Linked DNA regions of Homo sapiens: region 2 is linked to region 1. Evidence: chromatin loops called from intact Hi-C (ENCODE). Cell type or tissue: dorsolateral prefrontal cortex. All regions are shown on one strand. Each heading gives the region's core, and the rest is flanking DNA. Links, peaks and the distances in the headings are about the cores only.

What was found. Hi-C counts contacts between places; a loop is a spot of excess contacts. Peaks named below come from ENCODE experiments on the same cell type or tissue, not always from the same donor. Only the 100,000 strongest peaks of a DNase experiment are listed, where the experiment ranks them.
Region 2: a loop joins it to region 1, with 7 times the contacts of the local background. A loop is called at or near these places in 1 of 110 quality-filtered maps.

What each region holds. Positions count from the first base shown.
Region 1 is chr13:112,963,822-112,966,729 of GRCh38, reverse strand. It overlaps a transcript of MCF2L not described here. Among named protein-coding and RNA genes, the nearest start is that of MCF2L-AS1, 3.4 kb to the left of the region's middle. RefSeq lists an enhancer at 2,718-2,908. In dorsolateral prefrontal cortex, for the core only: no CTCF peak of the experiment used is centred there; no DNase peak of the experiment used is centred there; H3K27ac peaks cover 252 bases.
Region 2 is chr13:112,895,233-112,898,140 of GRCh38, reverse strand. It overlaps a transcript of MCF2L not described here. Among named protein-coding and RNA genes, the nearest start is that of MCF2L-AS1, 72 kb to the left of the region's middle. RefSeq lists an enhancer at 1-172. In dorsolateral prefrontal cortex, for the core only: no CTCF peak of the experiment used is centred there; no DNase peak of the experiment used is centred there; H3K27me3 peaks cover 820 bases.

The sequences.
Region 1 (2,908 bases), core at 293-2,792:
CTTCACCCCTTGGGCATCTCCACACATGCTATTGGCTTCTTTCCTCAACCCTGTGCCATCCACTCTGTCCCCTGGCCAATATCCTCTGGCTGGCACCATGTCATGTTGGGGCACCAGGGTGGAGACCCTTGGTCTCTGTGGTCATTGGCTTTATTACTTGTCAACTTGGCTGGGCCACCGTGCCCAGATATTGGGTCAAATGCTAGGTTAGATGTCTCTGTGAAGGTATGTTTAGATGAGATTGACACTTATATCAGTAGACTTTGAGTAAGGTGTGTGACATAACGTGGGTGGGCCTCACCCAATCTATCAAGGGGCTTGAGAGAAAAAGACAGAGGTTCCCTGAGGAAGAGGGAGCTCTGCTCCCAGACAGCCTGGACTGCAACCCAACTCTCCCCAGTCCCCAGCTGCCCCTGGACCTTCCAACACCCACAATTTCAGGAGCTGATTTGTTCAGCTAAGTCTCTCTCTAGCTCTGTCTAGTCTTTATTCTGCCTTAAATTATAGCACAGATGATGCCATCTTTCCATAAACATCATTTAATACTTGCCTAAAGAACGATTGTCACCATTACACCTGGCATTAGGGAGCACTAGGCGCTCCAGGTACCTGCCAGAGTGCTCCCCATGCTGTAAACTATTGGTCTTTACAGAGAGCTGGGAGAAGGCACTGTTTTTCGCGTTTTACAGAATATGCAGAGAGGTTCAGCGACTTGCCCCAGGCCACACAGAGGCACAAAGATGCAGACCTGTGGTGTCTGCATCGGGGACGCCTGTAGTGTCGTGAGGGGAATGGCATCCACAGAGTTCCCGACAGGTAGACCCAGGACACTTAGGTAAGGTCCCAAGCCGTGTGTCCCAAGGGATGGGCTTCTTTCCATCCCTGGCTCGGCCTCTCTCCCGGGAACCAGAGGCGCCCCAGGAGGGAGGCTGAAGGTAAAGCGACACCTGGATACCAAACATCCTCATGGCGACCTTTCTGGATGATCAGCCACAAAGCGGAGGTGAGAAATGGGAGCTGGAGCAGGCAGGGCCAGGCTCCCAGAGCCAACCCCGAGGCTAGGGGAGCAGGGCTATGGAGTGGCACAGTGGCCCCGGCCACAGAAGGGCAGGCATAGGTGTTTCCTGCACAGCCTCACTCCATGTCTTGGGAGGGGTATCAGAGAGGGTAGAGACTGGAAAAGGACTGTGAGGAAATTCACAAGCTCATTGTGACTGGGAGAGCCCCGCGGGACAACACCCAGCATGTCAGGGATGCACTGGAGCCGTGGCCCCAGAAATCTGGAAACGAACCCTCGATTCCGGACAACCAGGGCTGGCTCTGAGGTGCAGCACTGAGCAAGGCTGGTGACTCCTGCGTGCCCAGAGCTCATGCTGCAGCGGAGGTGACATGGCACCTGGGTATGTGACAGCCTCCATGTGGTGACGGGAGGGCACCTGCTGGCACCTCCCCCTCCGGGGCCAGTGTGACGTGTGAACAGGTCCCTGTGTCCCAGCAGCAAGCAGGTCCTGGTCCACACACGGACGACTGAAGGACTGCACTTCTGAAGTGGGGGACAGGGAGGGGAGGGGCAGGAGAGGAAGGAAGAGGAGGAGCTGCTGGACTTCTGACTTTTTTTATGGCTTTGCCCAGCAAGGAAGTCTGGAATTCACATTAACATAAACTATAAACGCAGAATCAGTTGATGAGGACAGTTAGTGAGGAGATGGTCTTTTGGGGATAAAATCTGGCAGGATTGCTGACCTGGACTCTGTCATCTAAAGTTCTCACACAAATGACCATTACGTTGTGATGCATGAAACAAGTAACTTAATATGTATTTTTGTCTGAGTATAAAATCATTGTGTTCACTTTGGAAAATATAGAAAATAAAAATAAAATATACTTTAACAGCATCACCTAGAGGTCTTTATCCTTCTGATGCCTTTTTATACAAAATTGTAACAGCAATGTCTATTCTTTGTAACAAATTTTTCACTTAAACGTTTTTTCATGATGCTGCTACTCTACATGATTTTAAATAGCTGAGTGAATATTTCCTGGGATGTGTGTTTCAAATTTTAATCAGGTTTTCTAGTGATTCTTGACTGTCATAAACACTGTGGCAAAGAAACACACAGGCAAATCATTATCTCACATCTGATTGTTTCTCTGTGTTAATTTCCTACAAGTAGAGATACAGGACAAAGGGTATGGCTATTTTAAAGTTTCTGAAATCTGTACATGATTTTTATATGTGCCGTGTTATGGTAACATGCATCCACATGAGCAGACACAGGGCGCTGTGGGATTCTGCACCTTGTTCCTTGGCAGGGGTTCCCTGTCGCAGGGAGCATCATGATGGGTTCATGCCATCCTGGGGGCAGCCCGGGTATTGCTAGGATGGGTTTGTTTGGTTAAAAAACAAAAGGCAAACTCACTTAAGCTAGAGACCATTTCTGCATGGTGGGGAGACCTGCTCCTGAGGCAAGAACCACAACTCAAAGCTTGACATCAACGTGGGCAACTGTAGAACCTGGGGTGCCGGGGCTGCCTCAAGGGAACCTCAAGAGTTGTTGCTGTGGGCAGGGGCCATCCGAGGTGGGCTATGCACAGCCCCAGCTGGGCCCCCCCGCCCCCCCGCCCCCTGCAACCCTGCACCGAAGTGCACCTGCAAGTGGACGCCGTCTCCTCCCAGGCAGCCTGGTTAACCCAACCTCTCTCAGTTACATCGAATGTGTCAGAACCCCATCCACAGCCCTTCCAGTGGGGGCTGCAGGCCAAGCCTCTCTGAGTCCCCTGCGTCCTTGGGGTGGAATCTCTGGGGCCTGGAGCAAGTGGGTGGTTGGCGTGGCCGTGCACACTGAAGCCAGTGGAGGAGCCGCCCTGCCTCTGCCAGCTTCTGGGGGGCCAGCACTCTTGGCTGTGG
Region 2 (2,908 bases), core at 190-2,689, 68 kb after region 1:
CACTCACGACACCGTGTCATCCACTGTAAATCGCCAGTATTAATAATAACGTGGAGTAGAGGTGGGGGCGGCGGCCCTAGGACAGGGGGAGCTGGGAGACCTTCCCTAAAGAGTGAAGGCTGCAAAGCCATGACCCAGGGCCGGGGCCGGGGCCGGGGCTGGGGCTGGACGGGCCACATGGCACCTCCAGGGCTGTCTCTGATGCTGCAGGGTGAGAGGTCAGCTGGGCCCTGGCACAGAGCGGGTGCCAGGCCGACACCCCTGACTGCAGCCCTCACTCCAGTCCCCACTGCCAGTCAGCACCACCCTCACCACGGCTCCACCTGCCATGTCTCTGCCTCACTCTAGTCTGCCCACCTGGACACAGAAGTGGGCCTGTCCCCACAGGAGTCAGTTCTGCTTTCTTTCTGCCATTTCTTTAATGAATGAAAAGTGAAGATGGTGACTGCGAAGAAAACACGGTTACCCTCTCCGGTCTCCACAGCATCACTTTCTCACTAGATGTGCTTTGATTTCCTTACATCATGATGGAAATGTCAGTAATGCTCTTCACTTTCTCAACAGGTGGGGCTGCATGGCCCCCAACAGGGACTTACATCCTACATTTCATCCGGGACGTCCCACAGCTTCCCAGCTCTGGTTCCAATGGCCGCTTGAGCCATCATTGTCCCTGCTGTGGAACCCCATGGGGACGACCTTTCAGGGCTCCGAGGAGATCCCAGGCATGGCTGGGGAGGAGGAGTGGGCTTCCTGTGAACCCCGCAGAGCCGGCTGGGGCAGCCCTGATGCTCAACTGAGTCCGGTTCATGCTGGGCTCCTGACCACCACGTTCACGATGGTGGCCCTCACAGATGTCCAAAAGCTTCTCGGTGGCCATACCGTGTCCCGTATCCTACCGTTGGCTGAAAGCTCGGAGAGGTTCACTTTAGGACGCCAGGAGCGACCCTCATGATGTAGCTTTCCCAAAGCGGGGGTTGCCATGAACAGGCCATGTGAGTCAGAGGCCACCAAGGCCCCTGGACAAGACTTGAAATTCTCAAAGTGCCACTGCTGCTTCCAGCTGGCCACGCACTAAAGACTCTGCCACCCGCACTCCGAGCTGGGGCCCTGTGCTCTGCCGGCCTGGCCTCCTCTCAGGGTGGGCTCTCAGCCTGCATGGCCCCTGACCAGTGCCCTGCTGTCCCCTGAAGGACCCTCCACAGGGAATCCACTGATGACTCAAGTTGGAACCTAGAAACACCACTGAGTACCTGCCGAAGACGCAGGGCCCTGTTCCATCTGTGAGGCGGGAAGCTCTGTGGTGGGACTCAGGAACCTGCATTGGGATGCCAGAGGGATGCTGTCACCAAGATGCAGCCCAGAGCCGTGCACCTGCCACATGAGAGTCTCACAGCGTCCTTGGGAGCCATTGCAGACAGTGAAGCGGGGTGGGCTGAACAGAAAGGTGAGCTGCACCCAGAACCTTACAACTCCATCCTTCTGGTCACAGTGCTAACTGTGGCTGCTCCAGGAGCCTCCAAAAATGATCCCAAATCATCTCAACTGGTGACAAAAGGCTGCCAACCGGTGGCGTTCCTGGCCAGTCTATCTACACGACTCATCTCCTCCATGCCCTCTGCCAATCCCAGGCCTTCTCCCACCACGTTACAAATGCAAATTACATGGCTGTAAAGACAGGGGGGGCCTCTCTTCTGAAGTGACCTGGAGTCACCAAGAGGCTGCCTTTCCAAAATAAACGTTCAGATTCCAGTCAAAGTCTTCCCTGGGGTCCTCGATGTGAGCAAGGGTGCATCTCCACAGCAGAGGTGACTGGGACCACCCATTTGGGGACCAGGTAAAGGGAAACCTCAGGAGGAGGCCTCGGGGGGGCGGTGAAGAGACCTGAATTCCAGAGAAGGACAGATGTGAAGCTGCACACAGACCTTTCATCTTGCAGCGAATCCATCACCTTGGTGAGGATGATGACTGTGCCCCTTCCCCTCTGCACCTGGCTGTGCCTGCAGGCCCTGAAGTCAGCACAGTGATGGGGGAGGTGGTGCCACGGGGTCCCTGCCAAAGTCTGCAGGTTCCTAAGCCCACCGTCTAACGTTGCAGACCCTTCACGGATTCCAGCAGTTTCCCACAATCTCAGGTTTCACAGCAATTCTGTCAGGCCCCCAGGGGAGGGGCCCCCCTCATTTCACAGACGTGTGGGGGGTTCTTGGGGATACCCAATGTGGAAGTTTGAGCCACGGACACCTGGGCCCCTACACAGCCCGGTGAAATCGGGGACACCGGGACCGCTGCACAGCCCGGTGAAATCGGGGACGCCTGGGCCCCTGCACAGCCCGGTGAAGTTGGGACCTGGGAGGGCGGAGCCGGCCCCACAGGATGGGGAAGAGCTGAAGGAGAGTCCTGAGGGAGCCTTAAAACCCGGGTCTCCTGCCCACCTAGCTGTCAGCTTGCCCCAGAGTCCTCACTGCCCCCCTGGGACTGAGGGCTCCACAGGCTCCCGGGGTCCCGTCCCCCCAGCTACCCACGGAGGCTGCAGAACTCAGGCAATGCCTGGGTGTGCACTCCGTTCTCACGACCAGCCCTGGACCCCTCGCTCCACAGTTCGCATGTTAGGAGTCCTGGGGGCTAGAGGCTCCTCCTCAGTCCCAGCATCCAGCACCCACCTGGCCATGTGGGTCTCCTGCTTGCCAGGGAGGGGACCACACCGACACTCTGCAGCCTGCAGCCCTGGGGACTGCATTTCTATTTTTGTGGTCAGCCGTGTCGGTCCCCGTGGCCACACATCCTGGGGCCTCCTACAGCCATGCCGGCACATCCTGCCTGGGCGGCCCGGGCCACCTTAACCCCTTCGGGGTCCCGGCTCTGTGAGGGTCATGCGGGCCACGCCCCTGGGCGGGAGTCTCCAGGGAGTGAG